2 separate regions of the Homo sapiens genome follow, and region 2 is linked to region 1. A link is an interaction called in ENCODE POLR2A ChIA-PET data of the cell type or tissue named here. Cell type or tissue: PC-3. All regions are shown on one strand. Links, peaks and the distances in the headings refer to the core of each region. The heading gives the core; the rest is flanking DNA.

The links. Peaks named below come from ENCODE experiments on the same cell type or tissue, not always from the same donor. Only the 100,000 strongest peaks of a DNase experiment are listed, where the experiment ranks them.
Region 2: POLR2A ChIA-PET joins it to region 1 with 6 read pairs; 3 of 35 experiments call an interaction of 5 or more read pairs at or near these places.

What each region holds. Positions count from the first base shown.
Region 1 is chr17:75,293,311-75,300,675 of GRCh38, forward strand. It overlaps LOC124904059 (a long non-coding RNA gene), which reads left to right and starts at 2,209. Exons shown (of 2, transcript XR_007065908.1): 1 at 2,209-2,333; 2 at 4,401-4,569. RefSeq lists a silencer at 1,227-1,416 and enhancers at 2,467-2,526, 2,607-2,696, 2,717-2,766, 2,807-2,856, 4,269-4,528 and 1 more. In PC-3, for the core only: no CTCF peak of the experiment used is centred there; no DNase peak of the experiment used is centred there; H3K27ac peaks cover 614 bases.
Region 2 is chr17:75,561,929-75,569,293 of GRCh38, forward strand. It overlaps LLGL2 (LLGL scribble cell polarity complex component 2), which reads left to right. Exons shown (of 26, transcript NM_001031803.2): 7 at 1,088-1,250; 8 at 1,403-1,535; 9 at 1,824-1,878; 10 at 2,425-2,579; 11 at 6,548-6,765; 12 at 6,844-6,911; 13 at 7,050-7,203; 14 at 7,293-7,365. Among named protein-coding and RNA genes, the nearest start is that of MYO15B, 22 kb to the right of the region's middle. RefSeq lists a silencer at 260-554 and an enhancer at 4,961-5,110. In PC-3, for the core only: no CTCF peak of the experiment used is centred there; a DNase peak (open chromatin) is centred at 3,323.

The DNA of each region.
Region 1 (7,365 bases), core at 1,403-6,402:
ATGCCACCAAACCTGGCTAATTTTTGTACTTTTAGTGGAGATGACGTTTCACCACATTGGCCAGGCTTGTCTCAAACTCCTGACCTCAAGTGATCTGCCCACTTTGCCCTTCCAAAGTGCTGGGATTACAGGCATGAGCCACTGTGCCTGGCCTGATTTTTTTTTTTGTAAAGACAGTCTCGCTCTGTTGCCCAGGCTGGAGTGCAGTGGCACAATCTTGGTTCACTGCAACCTCTGCCTCCTGGGTTCAAGCAATTCTCTTGCCTCAGCCTCCTGAGTAGCTGGGATTACAGATGCCCTCCACCATGCCCGGCTAATTTTTGTATTTTTAGTAGAGATGGGATTTCACCATGTTGGTCAGGCTGGTCTCGAACTCCTGACCTCAGGTGATCCACCTGCCTCAGCCTCCCAAAGTGCTAGGATTACAGGCATGAGCCACGGCGCCCGGCCAACGTTTTTTTTTTTTTTTTTTTTTTTTTTAAATGAGACTACTTACATGGTGTTGTGTATTTCCATGAGGAACACCATAATGCCTGCTTGTCTGTCATTTTGTGATGTTTGCAGCCATCGTGTCTCAAAAAAGAATTGGTTCCTGGCCAGATGCGGTGGCCCACACCTGTACCAGCACTTTGGGAGGCCAAGCTGGGTTGGTCATCTTGAGGTCAGGAGTTTGAGACCAGCCTGGCCAACATTGTGAAACCCCTGACCTCAAGTGATTTGCCTGCTTCAGCCTCCCAAAGTGCTAGGATTACAGGCATGAGCCACCGTGCCTGGCCTTAATTTTTGGTAGAGACAGCATAGGATCTCCCTATGCTGCTCAGGCTGGTCTTAAACTCCTGGGCCTCCCAAAGTCCTGGGATTACAGGTGTAAGCCACCATGCCTGGCCTTTACCAAAGAAATCTTTGCCTAGTCAAAGGTTATAAAGATTTTCTCCTATGTTTTCTAATAGAAATTTTATAGTTTTAGGTTTTACATCTAGGTCTCTGATCCATTTTTAGTTATTTTTTGTTTGGTATGAGATATTGAAGGTTTTTTTCTTGTACTTGGATATTTAATTGTTCTAGTACATGGAACTCTGTTTTTGTTGAAAAGTCTATTCTTTCTCCACTAAACTGCTCTGTTCATGTTTGTTGAAAATCAGTTCATGTGTACACAAAATGATGACCTTTTTTCTTTTTTCACTCAATGCAAGTAATGATAAGCATTGTCCACACAGGAAAAAGATAGTTAAAGGTGTTGCCGGGCACGATGGCTCACGCCTGTAATACCAGCACTTTGGGAGGCCGAGGTGAATGGGTCACCTAAGGTCAGAAGTTCAAGACCAACCTGGCCAACATGGTGAAACCCCGTCTCTACTAAAAGTACAAAAATTAGCTGGGCATGGTGGCAGGTGTCTGTTATCCCAGCTACTCAGGAGGCTGAAGCAGGAGAATCACTTGAACCCAGGAGGCGGAGGTTGCAGTGAGCTGAGATCACACTACTGCACTCCAGCCTGGGTGGCAAGAGTGAGACTCCATCTCAAAAAAAAAAAAGATGTTAAGGTGGGCTTGGTGCAGTGACTCATGCCTGTAATCCCAGCACTTTGCGAGGCCGAGACAGGTGGATCACTTGAAGTGAGGAGTTCGAGACCAGCCTGGCCAACATGGTGAAACCCCGTCTCTACTAAAAATACAAAAATTATCTGGGCGTGGTGGTGGGCACCTGTAATCCCAGCTACTCAGGAGGCTGAGGCAGGAGAATCACTTGAACCTGGGAGGAGGAGGTTGCAGTGAGCCGAGATCACTCCACTCCAGCCTGGACAACACAGCAAGACTCCATCTCAAAAATAAACAAAAATAAATAAATAAATAAAAATAAAGATGTTAAGTTGGCCCATAATGGGCAGAACCTAAAAAAGAAATTTGACTTCCTGTTCTAGTCGAAAGCGTCCCTCACTGTGGTCTTCCGGGCTGCACTGTCCTCCCTCACTCCCTCTGTCTCCTTGCTTAGGGATTGCCTTATTTCCCCATGCAAGTGCAGCCCTCATGTTTTATCTCTGTTGTCCAGGTCAGTTTGTGAACTGATTGCTAACCTCTTTCCAGATCATCTCTTTGGCTAAGGAGATCTTTGGCCCTACTTTGTTTTCCTGAACTAGAGCAAACCCACATTTTAGAATGGGCCTCTTCAAAGGCCAATCAGCAGATAAGCCAGGAAGGACCTTTGACTACAGGCTAATTGTAGGGTGACTTAGACCCAGGGCACCACAGATGGTCAGAACTGGAAAGATTCATGGAGGTCATTTCATCTGGCCGGGGCCCAGAAGGACTAGGAGATGTGCCTGCAGTCCCTCAAGGTCAGGTGGCAAATTGGTGGCTGGGATGAGATGAGACTGGAGGTAGATGCTAGTTTTCCTGGGCTGACCCGGATTGTAGTTTTTATATATTTCAAATTTGGCCATTTCATTTTAAGTTAAATATGTTTAGTAAATCTGAAAAGAGAAACCAGAAAGTAACGGTTCCCGTCAGCTTGGGGAAGTGAATCCTTCTGTGACTTCACCAACACTTACCCTAAAGAGGCCTATAAAAAGCTCCTTTGGACTTCCCCCGCCTCCTAAGAAGGAGTAAATATCTCCTTGGCCTTGACCAAATAGAGTTGGTATTTAGCAGCTGCTTGAGCTGATGCTTCTGAGGCAAATGAGTCTCTTAACATCTAACTGAGTTGGTCAGCTCTCTGTAAGAGGCCTGAAAGTCAGAAGGCAACTTGCTGTGTGTCTCTGGCAAGTAACTTTCCTTCTCTGGGCTGCAGTTCCTTCATCTGTTCAGATGGAGTTGGACTACAGGGTAGGTCAAGCCTTGCTGCCTCTGCACCTCCACAGTTCTAAAATATAATCTGCATTTTTTTTTTTTTTTGAGACGGAGCCTCGCTCTGTTGCCCAGGCTGGAGTGCAGTGGCGCAATCTCGGCTCACTGCAAGCTCTGCCTCCCGGGCTCAAGCCATTCTGCCTCAGCCTCCCGAGTAGCTGCGACTACGGGCACCTGCCACCACGCCCAGCTAATTTTTTGTATTTTTAGTAGAGACGGGGTTTCACCGTGTTAGCCATGATGGTCTCGATCTCTTGACCTCGTGATCCACCTGCCTCAGCCTCCCAAAGTGCTGGGATTACAGGCGTGAGCCACTGTGCCCGGCCTTTTTTTTTTTTTTTTTTTTTTTTAATGGAGATGGAGTCTCACTATGTTGTCCAGGCTGGTCTCGAGCTCCTGGCCTTAAGCAATCACCTCGCTTCAGCCTCCCAAAGTGCTGGGATCAAGGGTTTGAGCCACCATATGCCTGGACTTAAAAAAAACAACAACTCATCAAATATTGAGGGCCTGTTTTGGCCAGACACTGTTTTAGATGTTGGAGATTCAGCAGTGAATCAATCAGAATTCTTGCCCTCTTGGATCAGGCTTTCTTTCACTCAGCAATATGCAGCTAAGGTTTTTCCACAATTTCTCCTGGCCTGATAGTGTGTTTCTTTTTGGTGTGGAATAACATTTCATTGTGCGGTTCCAGCACACAGTTTGCTTATCCATTCACCTATTAAAGGATGTCTTAGCTGGGCACAGTGGCTCATGCCTGTAATCCCAGCACTTTGGGAGGCCGAGGTGGGCAGATCACGAGGTTAGGAGTTCGAGACCAGCCTGGCCAACATAGTGAAACCCCCGTCTCTACTAAAAATACAAAAAATTAGCTGGACGTGGTGGTAGGCGCCTGTAATCCCAGCTACTTAGGAGGCTAAGGCAGGAGAATTGATTGAACCTGGGAGGCGGAGGTTGCAGTGAGCTGAGATCATGCCATTGTACTCCAGCACAGGTGACAGTGCGAGACTCCGTCTCAAAAAACCCAAAAAAACAGGACATCTTAGTTGCTTCCAAGCTTTAGCATTTATGAATAAAGTTGCCATAAGCCTTCATGTGCAGGTTTTTGCATGGATATAAATCTCCATCATTTTATTTTATTTTATTTTATTTTTAAATGAGACGGGGTGTGCCCAGGCTGGTCTTGAACTCCTGACCTCAAGCAATCCACCCACCTTGGCCTTCCAAAGTGCTGAGATTACAGGCATGAGCCACTATGGCCGGCCTTCATTTTATTTTTTAAAACTTAATAGAGCTAAAGGGCTGAGGAAATAATGAGAAGCCAACCACTGATGGAGGATTCTGGAGGAAGTTCTGATAGGCTGCAAGCCCCAAAGATAGGGGCACCTTGGCAACAGTTCCTTTTTTTCTTTGTTCTTTCAGATTTACTCAGCAAATGACTCAAACACCAGTAAACTAAAATAAAAAAAAAAAAGAAAGAAAGAAAGAGAGGATTCACTGTCCAGTAACTTTCAATAGCTGATTTCTTACCCATTTTGACTTTCTTCTGTTGCTCTTCTCAGGGGAGTCAAACATCAAGAGGCTACAGGGCGCCGGGTGCGGTGGCTCACGTCTGTAATGCCGGCACTTCAGGAGGTCGAGGCGGGCGGATCATCTGACGTCAGGAGTTTGAGACCAGCCTGGCCAACGTGGTGAAACCCTGTCTCTACTAATAATAAAAAACTAGCTGGGTGAGGTGGCTCATGCCTGTAATCCCAGCACTTTGGGAGGCCGAGGCAGGCAGATCACTTGAGGTTAGGAGTTTGAAACCAGCCTTGCCAACATGGTGAAACCCCGTCTCTACTAAAACTATAAAAATTATCTGGGCGTGGTGGCACCTGCCTGTAATCCCAGCTACTCTGGAGGCTGAGGCAGGAGAATGGCTTGAATCCGGGAGGCGGAGGTTGCTGTGAGCTGAGATCGCGCCATTGCACTCCAGCCTAGGCAACAGGAGCGAAACTCCGTTGTTTCGCTACAGGAAATTCCAAAAAGAGGCTACAGGAAATGTCAATACCAGGCCAGAGAAGAAGGGTTCCCAAGTTTGCTGGAGGGTCTCAAGGCTTCCAGCTTTGTGGTTTTCGGCATTTGGTTCTCTTTGACCAGATCATCAACTGTTGTGGGTGACCACGCCTCCTCACTCATCACCTGTTTCTGAGCTTCTGTGAGAAAGAATTTTCTGGCTGGGCGCGGTGGCTCACTCCTGTAATCCCAGCACTTTGGGAGGCCGAGGTGGGTGGATCAACTGAGGTCAGGAGTTCAAGACCAGCCTGGCCAACATGGTGAAACCCCTTCTCTACTAAATATACAACAAAAATTAGCCAGGCGTGGTGGAAGGTGCCTATAATCCCAGCTACTCGGGAGGCTGAGGCAGGAGAATCGCTTGAACCTGGGAGGCAGAGGTTGCAGTGAGCCAAGATCACGCCACTGCACTCGAGCCTGGGCAACAAGAGCGAAAATCTGTCTCAAAAAATAAAATAAAAGGAATTTTTGCTGTGTCTGTGGGAAGCCCATCTTCACCCTGCCTGCCATCAAATGCACACAGAGAACAGAGTGCAGCCCTGTCGTGAAGGTAGAGGTGTCTGTGTGTGGAAGGGTTGACATGTCCCACATCCACCGCAAACCATGTCTTCTTTTATTTTTTATTTTTTGAGACAGAGTCTCGCTCTGTAGCCCAGGCTGGAATGTAGTGGCAGCGGTTTTGGCTCACTGCAACCTCTGTCTCCAAAGTTTCAGCAGTTCTCCTGCCTCAGCCTCCTGAGTAGCTGGGATTACAGGCACGCGCCACCACACCCAGCTAATTTTTTATTATTAGTAGAGACAGAGTTTCACCATGTTGGCAAGGCTGGTCTCGAACTCCTAACCTCAGGTGATCTGCCTTCCTCGGCCTCCCAAAGTGCTGGGATTCCAGGCGTGAACCACCGCGCCTAGCCACAGACCACGTCTTCTTCCGTGACAATTTACGGTTCCTGACTCAAGGATGACTACCTCTCCCAGCACTTTGGAAGGCTGAGGCAGGAGGATTACTTGAGCCCAGGAGTTCAAGACCAGCCTGGGCAACAATAGTGAGACTTTGTTTCTACCAAAAAAAAAAAAAAAAAAAAACCGCTGGATGTGTGGCACGCGCCTGTAGTCCTAGCTCCTTGGGAGGCTGAGGTGGAAGGTTCTCTTGAGCCTGGGAGGTCAAGGCTACAGTGAGCCAAAATCATGCCACTGCACTCCAGCCTGGGAGTGCAGGACCCCGTCTCAAAAACAAAAAATGGGCCGGGCGAGGTGGCTCACGCCTGTAATCCCGGCACTTTGGGAGGCCGAGGCAGGAGGATCATGAGGTCAGGAGATCAAGACCATCCTGGCTAACATGGTGAAACCCCGTCTCTACTAAAAATACAAAAAATTAGCTGGGCGTGGTGGAGGGCACCTGTAGTCCCAGCTACTTGGGAGGCTGAGGCAGGAGAATGGTGTGAACCCGGGAGGTGGAGCTTGCAGTGAGCTGAGATCGCACCGCTGCACTCCAGCCTGGATGACAGAGTGAGACTCCATCTGAAAAAAAAAAAAAAAAAAAAAGTTGACTACTTTTGGGAGCTCCAAATCTAAGAAGCAGGCTATGAGAAAATGGGCCTAAAGCCTCCTCAAATCCATAGCAAATCAGGCAGGGTGGTCATGTCATTACTCCCAAGACAGAAACAGATTTTCTCCTGTCCCAGTATTGATACATTTCTTTCCACTGGGCTTTTCCTGTATTTAAGTGATGTGTTTTTGTTTTTAACACAATTATAATCCTACTGTACATGTAAGATTATGCGCTTTCATTTAACATTGTACTATGATGATGTTTTCCATGTTTTTTAAGTTTTTCATAAAGTATAACTTTTGTTGGTTGTATCACAATCTTTTTTTTCTTTTTTGAGATGAGATCCTCCTCTGTTGCCCAGTGGCAGTGCAGTGGCATGATCACGATTTATTGCAGCCTTGACGGCCCAGACTCATGCAATTCTCCCACCTCAGCTTCCTGAATAACTGGGACCACAGGTGTGTACCACCATGCCTGGCTAATTTTTATTTTATTATTTGTAGAGATGAGGTTTTCCTATGTTGTCCAGGTTGGTCTCCAACTCCTGGGATCAAGCAATCCTCCCGTCTCAGCCTTCCAAACTGCTTGGATTACAGGCATGAGCCACTGCACCTGGCTCATAATGATTTTTAAAGCTTATTTGTATTAAGATATAATTCACATAACATTAAAAAACATCAAAAAACTGTATGTTTAAAAATATACAGCTTCGTGGGGTTTGTTTAGTATATTGTGCAATCATCACCGCTATCCAATTCCAGAGCTTTTTTTTTTTTTTTTTTTGAGACAGAGTTTTGCTCTTGTTGCCCAGGCTGGAGTGCAGTGGTACCATCTTGGCTCGCTGCAACCTCCGCCTCCCAGCTTCAAGCAATTCTCCTGCCCCTGCCTCCCGAGGGTGGGGAGGGATTACAGGCACCCGC
Region 2 (7,365 bases), core at 1,090-6,089, 270 kb after region 1:
AAAAAATTAAATATTGAATATTAAAGTCCCCTTCAACTCTCACTCTTGATTCAAATTCTAATGTCAGTGAGGTCAGTGCTAGCAGTAGATGTGCCAGATATAGATAATGTGGAGAGCTTGGGTTTAGTGTGGCTTGGGTCCAGGCTGGGTCCACTTCCCACATCCTTGCTGTTGGCTGTTGGTCCTGTGCCTGCTGCCTTGTGGTTTTTTTGTTGGCTGCAACACCTCCAGCCCTCACGGCAGCATTCCAGGCCTGGAGACGGGGCAGGGGTCAAGGCTCCAGGGCCAGGCCAACTCACACAGAGTTTTGTTTTATGGGGCTAAAAAACTTCTTTATTATTAAACACTCCCTTTTGCAAAAATGCACTGAATATGAATGTACAGTTTAACAGATTCTTGTAGAGCATCCTTGCAGCCTTCCTGCCGGGCATAGAAATAGAACTTTGATGCCCTCCGGAGGTCTTATGCACCCTTCCTAGTCAAGGCTCCCTCTTGCCCCCACATTGACTTTTCCAGAAGTCACTGCCTTGCCTTGCCTTATAATTGTACCGCCTGTGTTTACATCACTGGAGGTTGTGTCCATGTCTCTGTCTTGTTCTACATGCTGCCCTTCTCCCCTTGGTGACATGTCCTAGCCATCTTTCTTTCTTTTTTTTTGGAAATGGAGTCTCACTCTGTCACCCAGGCTGGAGTGCAGTGGCACGATCTCGGCTCACTGCAACCTCCGCCTCCTGGGTTCAAGCAATTCTCCCGCCTCCGCCTCCCAAGTAGCTGGGGTTATAGCCATGTGCCACCACGCCCAGCTAATGTTTTATATTTTTAGTAGAGACAGGGTTTTGCCATGTTGGCCAGGCTGCTCTCAAACTCCTGACCTCAAGTGGCCTGCCCACCTTGGGCTCCCAAAGTGCTGGGATTACAGGCATGAGCCACCACGCTCGGCCATCCACTGCGCCCAGCCCCTAGCCATATTTCTATGCTGGCACATGGAGCAGCCACCTCTGCATAGGGAGCCCCATGGCTGTGCCATGCTGGGGGCCATTCCCCCTGGTGGACGGCATCGGAGGCTCACGGCACTCCCCTCGCCCAGGTTGCCAGAGGAGGCCCGCCACCGGCGTGTGTTCGAGATGGTGGAGGCACTGCAGGAGCACCCTCGAGACCCCAACCAGATCCTGATCGGCTACAGCCGAGGCCTCGTTGTCATCTGGGACCTACAGGGCAGCCGCGTGCTCTACCACTTCCTCAGCAGCCAGGTAGGCAGTGCCCAGGACATGGCAGGCGCCATGTTGCTCTCCCAGGGCCCCAAGTGGCACATACACACTGTGCAGAGGCATGGGGTGCAGGCGATGGGAACGCCGCCTCGGTCCAGCGTGCTGCCCTCTGTCCCTCTCCTCTTCCTCCATAGCAACTGGAGAACATCTGGTGGCAGCGGGACGGCCGCCTGCTCGTCAGCTGTCACTCTGACGGCAGCTACTGCCAGTGGCCCGTGTCCAGCGAAGCCCAGCAACCAGAGCCCCTCCGCAGCCTCGTGCCTTACGGTCAGTGTTTCACCCGCCGGGCAGGGCCCACCCCCAGTGCCTCCTGGATTCAGGTGCAGGTTGCTCAATTCTGAAGCAAACTCCAGGGCCAGAGAGGGTAAAGGCTTTGTCCAAAGCCACACAGCAGGGTTCGCCTCACCCAGTTTCTTGGGGAACTTCTCGGAGCAAGATTCCCAAGCACAGGTCTACCATGTGGATGTGGCATGAGCTAGAGGGATCTGTGCCTGTGGGGACTGACACTTGTCTGAGAGTTTGAGGATCCGTTCAAGCCGATTCCTTTCCTTTCAGGTCCCTTTCCTTGCAAAGCGATTACCAGAATCCTCTGGCTGACCACTAGGCAGGGGTAGGTATCCATGCTGGTCCTCTTTCCTCTCCAGAGCCTTCCTGGAGGGCTAGAAAGGTCACTTAGGCCTCTGCCTGGGAAGTTGGTGCCAGTGAACACTCTCAGGTCCCGTGTTGGGGTCTTGGACACCAGGGAGGGGAGACAGGGTAGACGCTATTCACGTCTCTCAGCGGCCCAATTCCTGCCAAGTTCATTCTTGCTCCTTTCTTCCACCTTCCCAGAGAGACGGTACTGAGCAGCAGGTCTTAAACTCCTTTAGTTGGCAGCCCTGTTTCTTCAGACAAAATCACTCTGGGTGATGTTCAAACAGAATTGGTGGGGGCACCCAGCATGAGGCAGGAGTGGCTGCTGAGACTCAGAGCCCCCAGCCTGGATGCCCTCACCTTACCTCCAAGTCCTCCTGGGCTGTAGCAGTTGGAAGGAGATGGGGTCCAGTCTCCCCTGCTCCTGGGGACCTTGACTGAGTGGTGACTTTGATTGCCGGCCTGTGGCTGTTGAGGCTGTGCCAGGAGCCCCAGCCCACTGCCGCTCCTCTGTGCCTGCCAGGTTGCCCTTCACCATCTTCCAGGGTGGCATGCCACGGGCCAGCTACGGGGACCGCCACTGCATCTCAGTGATCCACGATGGCCAGCAGACGGCCTTCGACTTCACCTCCCGTGTCATCGGCTTCACTGTCCTCACAGAGGCAGACCCTGCAGCCAGTAGGAGAGCTTCGGGAGTGGGTGCCCAGGGTTAGGTGTGGGAGGCATGGGGCAGGACCATCAGTAAAGACAGGGCCAGGTGCAGTGGCTCCTGCCTGTAACCCCAGTGCTGTGGGAGGCCAAGGTGGTAGGATCGCTTGAACCCAGGAGTTCAAGTCCAGCCTGGACAACGTAGGGAGACCCTTGTCTCTACAAAAAATAAAAAAATTAGCCAGGTGTTGTGGCACGTACCTGTAGTCCTAGCTACTCAGGAGGCTGAGGTGGGAGGATCACTTGAGCCTGGGAGGTGGAGGTTGCAGCGAACCAGGATCATGCTACTGTACTCAGCCTGGGTGACATAGCCAGACTGTGTCTCAAAAAAAAAAAAAAAAAGGGCTCTGCACAGATGTTCCTAAGCCTACCACTGTCCTGAGTCCCTTAGCCTCACTGCACCCCAAGGTGCAGTGTCATCAAGCCCTACAGCTCCTTTCTCTGCCTCCCTGCCACCCTCCCCAGCTAGAGACCCAGCCCAGCCACACCTCCTGTCTGCCCCGGGCTCTCTGCCCTTTCCAGACTGTAATGGGACTTAGCCCACAGGGGGCTGATCTGTACTGTTGGATTTAACACCCACCCCGCTGAGGCAAGAGGGTCCTGGCTTAGAGATGGCAAAGCCCGCCTTCTGGGCAGGGCAGAAGGTGGCTGTGCAGCCTCCTGGAGCTCCAGCAGGACCGGCAGAGCCCTGAGTCAGCCTCGTAAATTGTGTGACAGGCAAGACCAGAAAGGGCTGATGTTGAAACCTGGAGAGGAGCCCTGCAGGAGCTCTCCAGGAGGGAGGGCCCTCTCCTAATGATGCTGGCCTGAAAGGGCCTGAGGCCGAAAGGTGAGGGGGCGGGGCTGTTCAGGACACCTGGTCTGTGTACTCACGGCCTCTATCTACCCTGTTCAGGGGAACCCCAAACCTGCTTTTCTTTCTTTCTCAGCCTCTCCTCCCTCCTCACACCCTGGATGCTGAGAGCAGGGCCCAGCTCTGCTCTTTCCACAACATTTGGGCCATGTTGGCACAGAGCGGGGGCCTCTTGGGCTATGGTGGCCACACTCCCCGGGCTAACTGAGTTACCTGATTCCCAGCGGAAAGGTCAGGAAGGGAGGGAAGAAACTTGCTGAGCTACAAATTCGAGACTGCTGGGGCTTTCTAGGACAGGCCACCTTCCTGCAATTGTCCCTCTGTGTCCCCAACTCCCCGCAGTCCCGCAGGCCAGGAGGTGGGTGCCTGATGAGCGGTGCTTCCCTCAGATGATATGTGGGCACCCTGAAGCTCTCACGTAATGGTTCTGCTGTGCCGGGTTGTGACCCAGCTGTCCTTGGTAGGCTCTCCTGTTTAATGAGCAACTGCTATATGCCAGGCCCTGTTCTAGAAACAGATGAGGCCCCTGTTCCCATGGAACTTAGATCTGAGTATGTGGACAGAGTGAGTAGGTTGCCAGATAATGTCAGAGGTAAGAAAAAAGCCAGGCAGAGGACAGCAGTGCTGGTTTAGACAAGGGTTGGCAAGGCCTCCCTGATAAGGGGACGTATTTGCGCAGACACGGAAGCAGTCTGATGGAAGGCTTGCCCTGTAGGGACCTGGGGTGCAGACTGAGCTGGGAGGGCTCTTGGCTTGCTCCAATGAGGTAGGGGCGAAGAGAGGGCAGAATGGCCCCCGTGCTGGTCCAGATGTGGCCAGCGCCAGATCGTATAGAGCCGTGGAGGCACGGTAAGGACTTGGGGTTTGAGGGAGATGAGGGCCCTGAGCAGGGGTGCCATGATCTAGCCTCTGCTCCAGAAGGATCTGTCTGGCTGCCATGTGGGGGACACGGAGTGGAGCAAAGACGGGAGCCCAGTGAGAGTCGAGGGAGAGGTGACCTCAGCTTGGGCTGCGGTGCAGGCCATGGGACTGGCAGGAGGTGGCTGGGGTTACGCTGTCTTTTCTAACATTCAGCATTGGCTCAGGGGCCAGGTCAGGGCTCACAGACTGTTGCTATAAAGGGCTGGGTGGCTTTCTTCCCCACAGCTACTCAGCCTAATGCCATTGCAGAGCACATGTAGCCATGGACAACACAAGGGGCGTATCCGTGTTCCAGGACAGCCATATTGACAGGAATAGGCAGGAGGCCAGATTTGGTCCTCAGGCTGTAATTTCTTGGCCCCTTGTCTAGGGAGAGGTAAACGAGGGGAGGAGAGATCAGTCAAGGATGACGTGAGGGTTTGCTGGGAGCACCAGGAATCCTGGAGAAGGTAGTGGCAAGAGGGTGCAGCAAGCTCAGCTGGGCGGGGATCAAGTCTGAGGACTTAATGTCTCCTCTGATCTCCAGACCCATAAGGGAGATGCTGAGTAGACAACTGGGGCTTATGGGTCTGGAGTTCAGAGGAGAGATCGGGAAGGTGTCCATTTGGAGTCATCCACGCAGAGATGTGTGAAGGCTGCTCAATGATTTTGAGGTTTAAAGAAAAAAAGAGATGTGAAACCAGGGGCCCTGATGAGGCTGCCCAGGTGGTAAGGAAGACAGAAGAGAAGCCATGGGACAGCTGAGCCCGGGCACCCTCAAGCCTTGGAGGCATGAAGTTTGGTGGGGATCTGGCAAAGAACACCTGGGAGCAGCCAGCGGGCAGCAGACCCCAGAGTAGCAGGGAAGACAAGCACTTCAAAGAGGCAGCGTCAGCCAGGGGCAGTGGCTCAGCTGTAATCCTAGCACTTTGGGAGGCCAAGGATGGCAGATCACCTGAGGTTAGGGGTTCGAGACTAGCCTGGCCAACATGGTGAAACCCTGTCTCTACTAAAAATAAAAAATTAGCCAGGCATTGGTGGTATGTGCCTGTAATCCCAGCTACTCGAGAGGCTGAGGCAGGAGAATCTCTTGAACCCGGGAGGCAGAGGTTGCAGTGAGCCGAGATCATGCCATTGCACTCCAGCCTGGGCAACAAGAGCGAAACTCCGTCTCAAAAAATAAAAAAGAAAAACAAAAATTAGCCAGGCGTGGTGGTGAGTGCCTGTAATCCCAGCTACTTGGGAAGCTGAGGCAGGAGAATCGCTTGAACCCGGGAGGCGGAGGTTGCAGTGAGCTGAGATCGCACCACTACACTCCAGCCTGGGTGACAGAGCAAGACTCCATCTCAAAAAAAAAAGAGAAAAAAAAGACTGGGCACAGTGGCTCATGCCTGTAATCCCAGCATTTTGGGAGGCCAAGGTGGGAAGATCACTTGAGCCCAGGAGTTCAACACCAGCCTGAGCAACATGGCGAAACCCTGTCTCTACCAAAAATACAAAAGTTAGCTGGGTATCGTGGCTCACACCTGTAATCCCAGCTACTTGGGAGCCTGAGGCAGGAGGATCGCTTGAACCTGGAGGTGGAGGTTGCAATGAGCCGAGATCACACCACTGTACTCCAGCCTGGGCGACAGAGTGTGAAACCCTGTCTCGAGAAAAGAAAAAAAAAAAAAAAGACAAATGGTTTAATCATCCAGCGCACATTTATTGAGCACTAGCTGGGTCCAGGCCTGAGTGAGGTGATGTGATTGTGTGCAGTAAAGAAAATGCCACCCCTAGCAACTGGTGTGCTGAAGACCACGCGTGCTGCTGCCTGTGGGGAGAGGCTTGACAGGTGCATCTGAGCAGGGAGAGCAGGCCCCATGGAGGAGAAACCAGGGAAGAGGGTTGGCAGGCACAGCTGCATGCCTCTGGGGTGCCTATCCTGGTTGGGACCCTGCCTTCCAGCCAGGTGTATCCCCCCAGGAGCCCTGTGCCAGGGAGCTCTCAGCAGCCTTGCATGCAGAGCCAGGGCTACTGCCCACACCTGCTGCCCTCCTGGAGATGGAAAGGCTTTGCTCAAGCAGCCAAGAACAGGGCTTTCTGGATCTGCAGATGCCCTGGCTCCAACCCTGGAGCTTCTGATTCCACAGAGCTGGGCTGCTTCCTCCTGGCCCCGGCCCCTGACCCTTGCCCTGTACCCCAGCCTTTGACGACCCCTATGCCCTGGTGGTGCTGGCTGAGGAGGAGCTGGTGGTGATTGACCTGCAGACAGCAGGCTGGCCACCGGTCCAGCTGCCCTACCTGGCTTCTCTGCACTGTTCCGCCATCACCTGCTCTCACCACGTCTCCAACATCCCGCTGAAGCTGTGGGAGCGGATCATTGCCGCCGGCAGCCGGCAGAACGCACACTTCTCCACCATGGTAGGTCTGGCCCTGGCCCCAGCCCCAGCCCCACCGCAAGCCAAACTCTCCCATGGACTTCTTGGTCTCTTTTTCTAGGAGTGGCCAATTGATGGTGGCACCAGCCTGACCCCAGCCCCACCCCAGAGGGACCTGCTGCTCACAGGGTAGGGTACTTTGATGCTACCCCACCTCTTCCCAGTAGGATATGTGGGGTGGGAGCAGAGCCCTGAGGTGGACGAGCCAGCCCCTGGGCATCCCGGCTGGCATCCCTCTCACGCCTGGCAGGTGGGTTCTGCCCACAGGCACGAGGACGGCACGGTGCGGTTCTGGGATGCCTCGGGTGTCTGCCTGCGGCTGCTCTACAAACTCAGCACTGTGCGCGTGTTCCTCACCGACACGGACCCCAACGAGAACTTCAGTGCCCAGGGCGAGGACGAGTGGCCCCCACTCCGCAAGGTGAGGCCAGGAGCCTGGGACCCAGGAAGGGCAGAGGCCAGCTGGGTCCTGTCCCCGTGGCTGCTCACAGGGCCCCTCCCCTTCTCCAGGTGGGCTCCTTTGACCCCTACAGTGATGACCCCCGGCTGGGCATCCAGAAGATCTTCCTCTGCAAGTACAGCG